Linked DNA regions of Homo sapiens: region 2 is linked to region 1. The links are chromatin loops, found by intact Hi-C in ENCODE. Cell type or tissue: GM12878. All regions are shown on one strand. Links, peaks and the distances in the headings refer to the core of each region. The heading gives the core; the rest is flanking DNA.

The links. Peaks named below come from ENCODE experiments on the same cell type or tissue, not always from the same donor. Only the 100,000 strongest peaks of a DNase experiment are listed, where the experiment ranks them.
Region 2: it touches region 1 in a loop (2.0-fold over the local background); 4 of 110 quality-filtered maps call a loop at or near these places.

Annotation. Positions count from the first base shown.
Region 1 is chr14:101,948,057-101,953,306 of GRCh38, reverse strand. No RefSeq gene overlaps it. Among named protein-coding and RNA genes, the nearest start is that of DYNC1H1, 14 kb to the left of the region's middle. RefSeq lists enhancers at 4,732-4,921, 5,222-5,250, 5,046-5,250. In GM12878, for the core only: a CTCF peak has its summit at 3,081; a DNase peak (open chromatin) is centred at 5,086; H3K4me3 peaks cover 1,340 bases; H3K27ac peaks cover 1,017 bases.
Region 2 is chr14:101,841,558-101,847,039 of GRCh38, reverse strand. All of the region lies in intron 3 of PPP2R5C (protein phosphatase 2 regulatory subunit B'gamma), which reads right to left. It also overlaps the pseudogene NPM1P20. Among named protein-coding and RNA genes, the nearest start is that of PPP2R5C, 83 kb to the right of the region's middle. RefSeq lists enhancers at 2,463-2,562, 3,203-3,352. In GM12878, for the core only: a CTCF peak has its summit at 3,239; a DNase peak (open chromatin) is centred at 3,179; H3K4me3 peaks cover 334 bases; H3K27ac peaks cover 2,530 bases.

The DNA of each region.
Region 1 (5,250 bases), core at 251-5,250:
GGGGCTGTGTGAAGAACAGATGGGACCATGTGGTACAGCTGCTAGCACAGTGAGCAGTCAATCACGGCTGTTGTTGCTATCACCATTGTCATTAGCAGTAGCAATGATGGTGGTGCTCTAGCCCCATCGGCACCGATCCCTGACCCCCATTCTGGGGGTAAGCCTTACTTGAGGAATGTAAAAGGCTTAAAAGGGACAGACTTAAAAAAAAAAATAGTTTCCTTTACTGAAAAGCAAAAAGCAGAAGCCTTAAGTTGCATTTTATTTACTGAGGTTTTAAAAAAAATTGTGGCAAAAGATAAATAAAATTTACCATTTTAATCATTTGAAGTGTATAATTCAGTGGCATTAAGTAAATCTGTAAAGCTCTACGACCATCACCACCATCCATTTCCAGACATTTTTGTCATCCCAAAGAGAAATTCTGTACACATTAAACAGTAACTCCCCACCACTCCCAACCTGAGGAGCAGTGTGGGACAGGACACCATGCAAGGTGAAGACCCTCCCCAGCATCCTGCGTTTTGCAAGGACCTAGTGCCTGCTCAGCTGTCACCCGTCAGGCAGAACACCGAAACTCAGCCACAAGCTGCTGCTGCCATCCCCAGCATATAACGAAGGAAAAATTAAGCAAGTGTGTGCTTCTTTAGCCTCCTCTCTTAATACTGCATCTTCAGAATTAAAACTGTGGTGGGCCAGGCGCGGTGGCTCATGCCCGTAATCCCAGCACTTTGGGAGGCCGAGGCGGGTGGATCACAATGTCAGGAGATCGGGACCATCCTGGCTAACGCGGTGAAACCCCGTCTCTACTAAAAATACAAAAAATTAGCCGGGCGTGGGGGCAGGCGCCTGTAGTCCCAGCTACTCGGGAGGCTGAGGCAGGAGAATGGCGTGAACCCGGTAGGCGGAGGCTGCAGTGAGCTGAGATCACACCACTGCACTCCAGCCTGGGTGACAGAGCGAGACTCCGTCTCGGAAAAAAACAAACAAACAAAAAAACCGTGGTGGACAACTAAATGCGACGTGGTGTCCTGCATGGGATCCCGGAAGAGAAAAGAAACACGAAGAAAATCTGAATACACTGGGCGTGGTGGCTCATGCGAGCAACTCCTGGGCCAAGGCAGGAGGATCGCTTGAGCCCAGGAGGTCAAGGATGCAGTGAGCCATATTCATGCCACTGTACTCAAGCCTGGGTGAGAGAACAGGACCCCATCACTTAAAAAAAATTATAGGCAGGCGGATCACTTGATGACAGGAGTTCAAGACCAGTCTAGCCAACATAGCGAAACCCCATCTCTACTAAAAACACAAAAATTAGCTGAGTGTGGTGGTGCATGCCTGTAATCCCAGCTACTTGGGAGGCTGAGGCACAAGAATCGCTTGAACCCAGGGGGCACTGCGATGAGCTGAGGTCACACCACTGCACTCCAGCCTGGGCAACAGAGGGAGACTGTGTCTCAAAATAAATAAATAAATAAAATCATGACTATAGGCCGGGCGTGGTGGCTCACGCCTGTAATCCCAGCACTTTGGAAGGCCGAGGCGGGTGGATCACCTGAGGTCAGGAGTTCGAGACCAGCCTGGCCAACACGGCAAAACCCCGTCTCTAATAAAAATACAAAAATTAGCCAGGTGTGGTGGCACGCACCTGTAATCTCAGCTACTCGGGAGGCTGAGGCAGGAGAATGGCGTGAACCCGGGAGGCGGAGCTTGCAGTGAGCCGAGATCGCACCACTGCACTCCAGCCTGGGTGACAGAGCGAGACTCCGTCTCAAAAAAAAAAAAAAAAAAAAAAAAAAAAAAATTATGTAGTAATGTCTATTTAACAAAGAAAGTCAAAATTGTCACTGGTGAGCTTCTTGGGGCCCAGGTCATGGGTGCTGGGGTAAGGTCCATCATTCCTTCCCTTTCAGAGGGACTTCCCAGCAAAGCAAGGGGTTACTATTTTCTTTATGAACCAGTGTAATTTCCCCTCTAAACCTCCCCTCATTCAGGCAGCTAGGCCGGAGCTTGCCATTGCTCTTAGTGGGGACTATTACAACAGGACACAGAAGAGCAAGAGCCAACTCCTTGCTTTTGACCTTCCAGAGGCTTGTGAGCACACAAGGCCCATGGTGGCTCAGAGATGCCTTTGTGGAAATGAGGAAAAGGCGCCTCTCCACCTCTTTGTATGCAGGCCCAAGCCTGGACAAGCAATGTGCCAATTTCACCCCCACTGGCTCACTAAACACCTGCATAACCTTGTGGGGCAGCCTCGGAGCTGAGAGCTGAGCCGGGGATGGTGTGGAGGGAAGTGCACACATCAGAGCCAGAGTTTCTCTGGGAATATTCCACAGACCAGGGTGGGGTCAGGGATGGGAGAAATCAGAGGACAGGCAGGAAGGTGAGGTGCTTGAACAGGGACTGCTGCCCTGGACTGGACAAAGATGATAGAGACACTGAGGGTGGTTTGGGGTTCTGGGAGCAAAGGGCATAGCTCCTTCTTGCTCCTGAGAGGTGTCCAGCTCAGTGAGAACAGCAAGAAAGCTGCTGGGGGCTGCTTGGGAAGGAGGCCTGAGACCACCTGGCAGTTACAAGGCAGCAGGGTGTGGAGGCAGCTGAAGGGAAGCTAGATGTGGAGTGGGACACGCTGTGCCCCATGTGGACCATCCTGGAGTGAGATGGCCTCTGCAGATGCCAGTGGAGATGGACAAGGTGACAGGGGACCAGATTCCCCACCCACACCACCCATGACTTGGCTGCCACAACCCCCAGAACTGAAGGATGGGATCCTGGATGGACTGAGATTGAGTTTCTGTCCCTCTGTGGAATGGAAACTTGAAGCAAAAGTGAAGGGAAGGTGCCTTCATGAAGAGGAAGAAAGGTTTCCAGGACAGCGAGCCTACGGATGGTGATCTGGAACTGGCACCCATCCAATTCTACCTTTGGAATACCTTCAAAACCCAAACTCCTTTTCCCTCTCTGCACTGCTGCCACTGTGGTCCAAGCCACCCTCATCTCTGGGTTATCTCTGTAGCCCTCCACCCTCCAAGGGCTCTCTGACCCTACTCTGGTCTCAAAGAGTTAATTCTCAACAGACCAGCAGAGTGCACCCGCTACAATGCAGAGACCATGTCAGTCCTTAGAATCCTGCCATGGCTTTATGCCACTGAGTCCTTTTTTTTTTTTTTTTTTGAGACGAAGTCTTGCTCTTGTCCCCCAGTCTGGAGTGCAATGGCACGATCTCGGCTCACTGTAACCTCCGCCTCCTGGGTTCAAATGATTCTCCTGCCTCAGCCTCCTGAGTAGCTGGGATTACAGGTGCGTACCACCATGCGCTGATAATTTTTTTTTTTTTTTGAGATGGAGTCTATGTCGCCCAGGCTGGAGTGCAGTGGCACGACGTCGGTTCACTGCAAGCTCCGCCTCCCGGGTTCACGCCATTCTCCTGCCTCAGCCTCCAGAGTAGCTGGGATCACAGGCGCCCGCCATGCCCGGCTAATTTTTTGTGTTTTTAGTAGAGGCGGGGTTTCACCATGTTAGCCAGGATGGTCTCGATCTCCTGACCTCGTGATCCGCCCGCCTCGGCCTCCCAAAGTGCTGGGATTACAGGCGTGAGCCACTGCGCCCGGCCGCCAGAGTCCTTTTGGTGGCCACGTATTACCTCTGACCATCACCTGCTGCTCAAACCCACACTCACGCCACTGCATGATCCCTTCCACCCCAGGGCCCTTGCACACGATGAGCCCCTGGCCTGCAATGCCCTTCCTTCACTTCCTTCATCGTCACCTTCTCAGTAAAGCCCTCCCTGCCTCTTTTGTAAATTTCTTCCCATCCTCTATACCCTTCCCACCTCTCTCCCCATCTTTAGCTTTTCCCTGTATCACTTATTCAACACAGCATAGATTTTGTTGAAGGCAGGGGTTTCTGCCTTCTGTTTAATGCTAGCTGCCCAGTGCCTAGAAAAGTGCCTGGCATCCAGTAGGTGTTCAATAGATATTTATAGAGTTAAATGCACTAAACTTAGGAGGCGGAAGTTGTTTTTTTTGGAGGCCTTTGCCCATTTCACTCCCTCCTTCCCGTTCCACCTTCTAGGTTTCTCATTCCCTCTGCTTCTTCTCTTTTGCTGGCTCTGGCCTGCAGCCCTCTTGCCCCTGGTGTAAAGGGCTCAAAACGCCAGACAGCTCTGCCGCCATGGGGAGGAGACCCTGACTGAGAAGCCAGGGCCCCGGCCTCCAGGGTCACCAGTACCTTGGGCAGGCCGGGGTGTCGCTGGGGCTTGGGTGACTCCACCAGGCATGGAGGGGGTGGGTACTCCCAGCTGGCTCGCCAACCTTCGCTTCTTGCCTCGCAAAGGCAACCTGGCGGAGGGTCTGTGGGTCAAGCAGAGTCCAGCTCTAGTTTCTCCCCTTCCAGGCTGTGCGCCCTCAGCCAGGCCTCTCCTCGCCTACAGGGCTCGCGGACACTTCTGACCCTCACTGAGGTCGTAAAGATTACAAGTCAGTGGTCCACAACGACTGGCGTCGGGCCCGCCGCATACCCACTATGTACGACTGGCCGCTAAGTCAGCCGAGGCCCTGGGGCTCCGCTCCACAACCCAGCCCACGGTCAGCTTTCCTGGGCTGCTCCGTCCCGCGAGGCCATCGCCCCATTCATATTCGGCAGGGCATTTCCACGCGTCCCGTCTCAGGCAAGCCCCAGAGCACCCTTTTTCGGGCAACACTGTGCCCACTTCACTGGAGAGGGAACTGAGGTCCACGTCATTGGGAGAGGAACACGTGACATATTGAGCTCTTTCCTCAGCAAGTGACCTAACCCGCCTTGCCCTCGGCCGTGAGCAGAGGGCCAGACCGGAAGTCCGCTAGCTCTGCTGTTCCGAGGCCCGCCAGTCTCCAAACCCCGGTCTTAGATCGAGGTCTCTGGCCGTTTCCCTCCGCAGCAAAACCCTTGTTCCAGGACTACACCAGACGGGTCACACGACCTAGATCGGCACGGTCACATGTCCCGCAGTCCGGTCATGTGCACCCTCGGACCAATCCCAGCGGCCAGGAAGGAGAGGCATTGTGATTGGCCCATGCCCTTCAGGGGGCGGGACTCCTGCTGAGGAGGGCCTTCCCCGTTCTCACCTCTGCGTTCCGCGTGAATCTCGCTCACTCGCGAGATTGGGCGTCTGACAGGTGCCCTTAGGTCCCACAATGCACAGGCCGGAGGCGGGGCGGTCCTGCATTGACGCAACCTCGCGCGCCGCTTGCGTCACCTCTCGGTGCCGCC
Region 2 (5,482 bases), core at 203-5,202, 110 kb after region 1:
ATCAGAGTAGAATGCAACATCTACATAAACTTTTAAGATAAAACTCAGGTCTTCAAAGAAACTGCTCTTAGTAGGCATTTCTCTTCTGTGGAATCTCTGCAGTCAGAGGTGCTTTGATAGAAAAATCTAAAAAGTTCTGTGGGAAGAGAGATTTGAATCAGAGGATTTTTAAGCAGATGAGCGATCCAACTTGATCTCTGTTCAGGAGAGACATGGGTGAACTGAAACCAAGAAGCCAGAGGTAGGCAGTTCTCCTTCAGAAGAGAAGGCCCTTAGCTACAGCCCATGAACCCAGCCCTCAGCCCTCTTCCAGGCAAACCCGACACACAAGCTCTGCCTTCCCCGGTACAGGCCTGCCAGCCCTCATTTTTGGTAACAAGGATCTCTTACTCTATAAATCCAAGCTTCTACAACTTGAAAGCTCAATAAACATAACAATGAAATACTTCTATATATCTACAAAATGTCAAGACTAACTTCTACCCTGACCCTTAGCACCTACATAACTTCAAAATTGGGTTAATCTTCTCGTACTGTTTGTAACTCGGTAGATGACTTCTGAAATTTACAATAAATCCTTCTTAATTTCAAAGTGCAAGTGTCTTATTTTATCCATTCTAATACATACATTTTTCATATTAATGTCTCTAAAATCAAGTTACATCTTTCACTTTCCTTTTTCTTTTTTTGGTAATTCTTTAAAAATGGTTTGGACTACAATGAACAGTGCCTTAGGTGTGATGAGATATGGTATCTTAGCTTCCCTGCACACATGTGCCTCTGCTCAGGTTTCTAAATGGATGTTATTTCATTCAAATGTAGCCAATGTCCCCGCCTCCCTCCGGGTCTGTCTGTACCACCCAATGTGAAGGAGTTGAAGCAAGCTGGCTTCAATGTGCCCACTCTAAGTGTTCCCGGTTCCAGCATGTGGCTGCCTGTAGCTAGGTCTGTTTGGCGGGGCTCCATGAGAAACCCGGAGAGGTGGTGCACAGCCCTTCCTGTCACCAGGGATGCTGAAACCATCTTTCCACTCCGTGTGGGTGGATTTCGGGCAAAATGAACAGTACCGCCAGGTACACTTCATTTGGGTATAAATTTGGTAACGTGGGGCTGGTCTGCAGTTTCTACACTGACACTCGTTTACATGTTTGGATAGAGACAACCCATGGCTCACAGTCCACCATAACGTTCCAATGCTGTGGTTTATCCAGCTTTGTTGTACACATGTACCAAGGTTACATTATCTTTCCTGGAGAGGAAGATCTGCTAACCCCAGGACCAAGCTGGGGTTCCCTCACAAACCTGAGCTGCTCCTACCTTAAACCCTTTGGGTTTTTCTGATTTGTTAGCCTGGTTTTATTTGCATATGAAGAAAGGGGTAGTATTCACTTCCCCCACAACTTTCTACCACCAACCCCATCATCCCTTTCTCATGAAATTAACAGTATAATTTAATAAGGCAGATATTTTTCATTTCAAAAGGCAGTGGTTGAAGCTAAATTCTAGTTCATTCATGCTTTCCGCCCATGAAGACTGGCAGCTTCTACCAGGGAATGGGTGGGGAAGGGTGGGGTGGAGTGGAGTGGAGAGGCGCCCCGGATGGAGAGAAGTCAGGCTGAAATAGGCAAAGGCCAGGAGAGGCTGCTTTCCTCGGAAAAGCTCTTCAGTGAATTTTTCAGTAAAGGGAGTCATATGGAAGAACAAACTGACTCCCGGTTCAGACTCTGCCAAATCAGAACATGGTAAAGTCATGAAATTATTCTCAGCCTCAGGTTCCTCAGCTGTAAAATCTCCTGTGGACACACATGCACATTCAGAATGAACCTTCACTCCGGCTGCAGGCAACAAGAGGAATTCAACGGTGTTAGCTGAATTGGAAGATTCAATTTTTTTTTTTTTTTAAACAGGGAAAGGTTGAGACAGGTCAAACAAACTCCTAGGGATAAAGATATAAATCCAGCACAGCATTATTTCCAGATACAGGCCATATTTCCCACATAGGACTCTAGTTCTAGAAAGCCTTGGGGAGAACAGGCACCCAGGGCACTGATTACTAAATGCTCAACACCCTTCGTGCAGCCCGTTATCGCTTCATCTTCCACTTTCACTAGCATGACTGGTGAAATACTGAATGTTAACAATATTACTGCACCTGGTGACAAGAAGCTCCAACAATGCAGTAGCTCATTTATCCAAAGAACAAAGGCAGGTACTGTCTCAGGAAAAGTAACAGCTCTTAACATTTGACAAGAAGATGTAATAAGTTCTTTTCAATTCCATCTTGAAATTGATTCCAGAACCTTCAATATGTTTACCAGCAGACAAAGCAGTGTAGAGGTGTGAAAAAGATACACTGAAAATACACACACTTTTCCAGGCCCTTTTTATGTTCTCTACTTCCTTTCTCCATGTCTCAGACAGAGGAGGTTCAAGTGCTTCCTTCTAGACACGAACTCTTGCTGAAACTTGGCTCTTCCTTCAAATGACGTCCAGCCCGGGGATGACAGCAGGGAGGGTCGGTGACAGACACAACCCAATGAGCATGCGGCCTGTGTGCCAGGACCTACCGGGCCCTGCGGTGCTGCCGGAGCTCCAGCCTTGCAGGGGCAGCCGGGGGATCAGGGCCACAGAGCAACACGGGTACCATGTCACGTGCCAGAAACCACGATATCAGAACTGTGTGCACGTGTGTGTCCAATCTCTGGGGAGGTGAGACAGAGAGAAACCAGTGCCAGACCGCTCCGGCCCCTCCCGCAAGCTGCCAGCCTCCTCGAACTTGTCAAATACCCACCGTTCCACTCTCTAAGATTCGAATTAGTTACCTGGTATTGGTATTAACCTACTTTGCGTTCTGGCCTCCACCTCACCTGGCCATCAACTCAAAAAAAAAAAAAAAACAAAAAAAACACCAAAAACAGATAATCACTTTAAGATGGATGATGATGAAAATGAGCACTAGCTATCTTTAAGAATGATCGTAGGGGCAAAGGATGAATTGTGCATTGTTGAAGCAGAGGCAATGAATGATGAAGGTAGTCCGATTACGGTAACACTGATGGCTTTGAAAACATCTGTACAGCCAAGGGCTTCCCTTGGGCTATGAAATACCACCACCTGTGGCGTTGTGGGTGAAGTGTGGTTCAGGGCCCGTGTGTATCAATGGATGGCACTTAGTAGCTGGGGAGGAAGATGCAGAGTCAGAGACAGGAGGATGTGAAACTCTTCAGAATATCTGGAAAGCGATCTCCCCCTGGAGGTGGCAGCAAGGTTCCACAGAAAAAAGTAAAATTTGCTGTTGCTGAAGATGATGATGATGATGATAAGGAAACTGAAGACAAATCTCCAGTGAAGAAATCTATACGAGATACTCTACCCAATCATGCACAACAATCAAACCAGAATGGAAAAGACTCCAAGTCACCAATGTCAAGAAAAGGTCAGGAATCCTTCAAAAAATAGGAAAATACTCCTAAAACACCAGAAGAACCTAGTTCTGCAGAAGACATTAAAGCAAACATGCAGCCAAGTATAGCAAAAGGTGGTTCTCTTTTCAGAGTGGAAGCCAAGAAAATCAATTATGTGAATGGCTTCTGGATGACTGACTAGGGGGCTATTCAAGATCTCTGGCAGGGCAGGAAGTCTCTTTAAGAAAATAAACAGTTAAAAATGTTCCATCTTATTTCGTATCTCTAACAGTTGATATCTGGCAGTCCTTTTTATAATGCAGAATGAGAACTTTCCCTACCATGTTTGATCAATGCTGTCCAGGTTCCATTGCCAAGAATATGTTGTTCCCAAATGCCAGTTTGTTTTAGATAGGGTCTTGCTCTGTCACCCAGGCGGGAGTGCAGTGGTGTGATCACAGCTCACTGTAGCCTCAACTTCCTGGGCTCAAGCGATCCTCCCACCCCAGCCTCCCAAGCAGTTAGAACCACAGGCACATGCCACCACTCCTGGCTAATCTTTTTATTTTTTTGTAGAAGACAGAGTCTTGCTGTGTTGCCCAGGTTGGTCTTGAACTCCTGGGCTCAATCAATCTTTCCCCTCTGGCCTACCAAAGTGCTGGGATTACAGGTGTGAGCCACTGTGCCCAGCCCAAAATGCCTGTTTAGTTATTAAAGATGGAACTCCACTCTCTGCTTGGTTTTAAGTATGTATGGTTTTAAGTAAGTATGATAGGACATAGTAGTAGCGGTGATCAGACACGGAAATGGTGGGGAGATAAAAAAAATACATGCGAAATAAAACTCAGTATTTTAATAAAGTAAAAAAAAAAAAAAAAGAAAAAAGACACATCACTCCCATCCATGCCCTCCCGAGCTAAGGCTGGTCTACCCATGCCAGGTGTGAGCAGGCACCACGGCCACGCTGCTCTCAGGGGACTGACCACACCTGGGAAGGGCTGGACATAGATGCATGACCTGGAGGATGATTCTGGGATAGAAGCAGGCGCCCCTCAGGTGGTGACTCACAGCTCCCCAGTACAGTACCCTCATGCCTGTCACCAGCACACCTGGGTGGGGACCCTGATGAGTGCACGCAGAGCACCCCGGTTGGGGCCGAACCCCAGCTTGCTCCTCACTCCCCTTTCCTCAGGATGCTCCAGTGGCCGCTCACCAGGCAGGAAAGCAAACCAACAAGCAACGTAGCCACTGAGAGCCCACGGGCGCTCCTGCCCTCTCCTCCTGTTTCAGTGGGGACTTGAGGGGGCAGGCTGCACCCGGAAACCTTGGCTTTCGATCGCTTTCTCAAAGGGCCCATCATATCACACTCCCTAAGTAACACGACTGTAATATGGCTGGCCGGTTATTCAAGAGGTTTACCAGCTAAAAGGTTCATTTTTCCACTGGAGAAGATACGTCACCTAAAGATTTGATATTTTTATTATTCATGGAAATGAGTAACATTCTAGTGTTTGGGTAAGTGTTGAAAGACAGGGGACCCTTCTCTACCCATAAGTCTGCGCTGCCACTGAACTTCTGTTTTCCTGACACAGCAGGGTTTGGTGGGGGGAACCTGCAGGTATAACGAGGGCTCTGGGGGGCCTCCGTGAGCTGGACTCTCCACAGGAGCCGCAAAAGGTGGCACTAGAAATCAGGTGCCAAGAAGCTCCATGGGGAGCTGAGAGCTCAGTGGTCTCTGAAGGAGGAGGCGCTCCCCACCTTCCAGACTAAGCCTAGGGCAGCCTGTGAGGGACTGCACGACTCCAGCCTCCTGGCTGTCCACCTGGCCCTGGAGCCCTGCTCCCTGACCTGGCCCCACTGCCCCAGTTGGCCTCAAAGGGTCCCCTTTGACAGGTGCTCCCCTCCCCTGCCTCCCAGAAGCATGGCCGATCCTCTGCCTTACTCTCTACGGCTTTTGTGTCTGCGACTGGAAGGTTTCGTTTCAAAAAGAACACCAACACCACAGTGACCGTGGGCAACCCCCTTTCCTCGCCCCACCTCCTCAGGTGAGGACTGACCGCTCAGCAGGGAGCCTCATC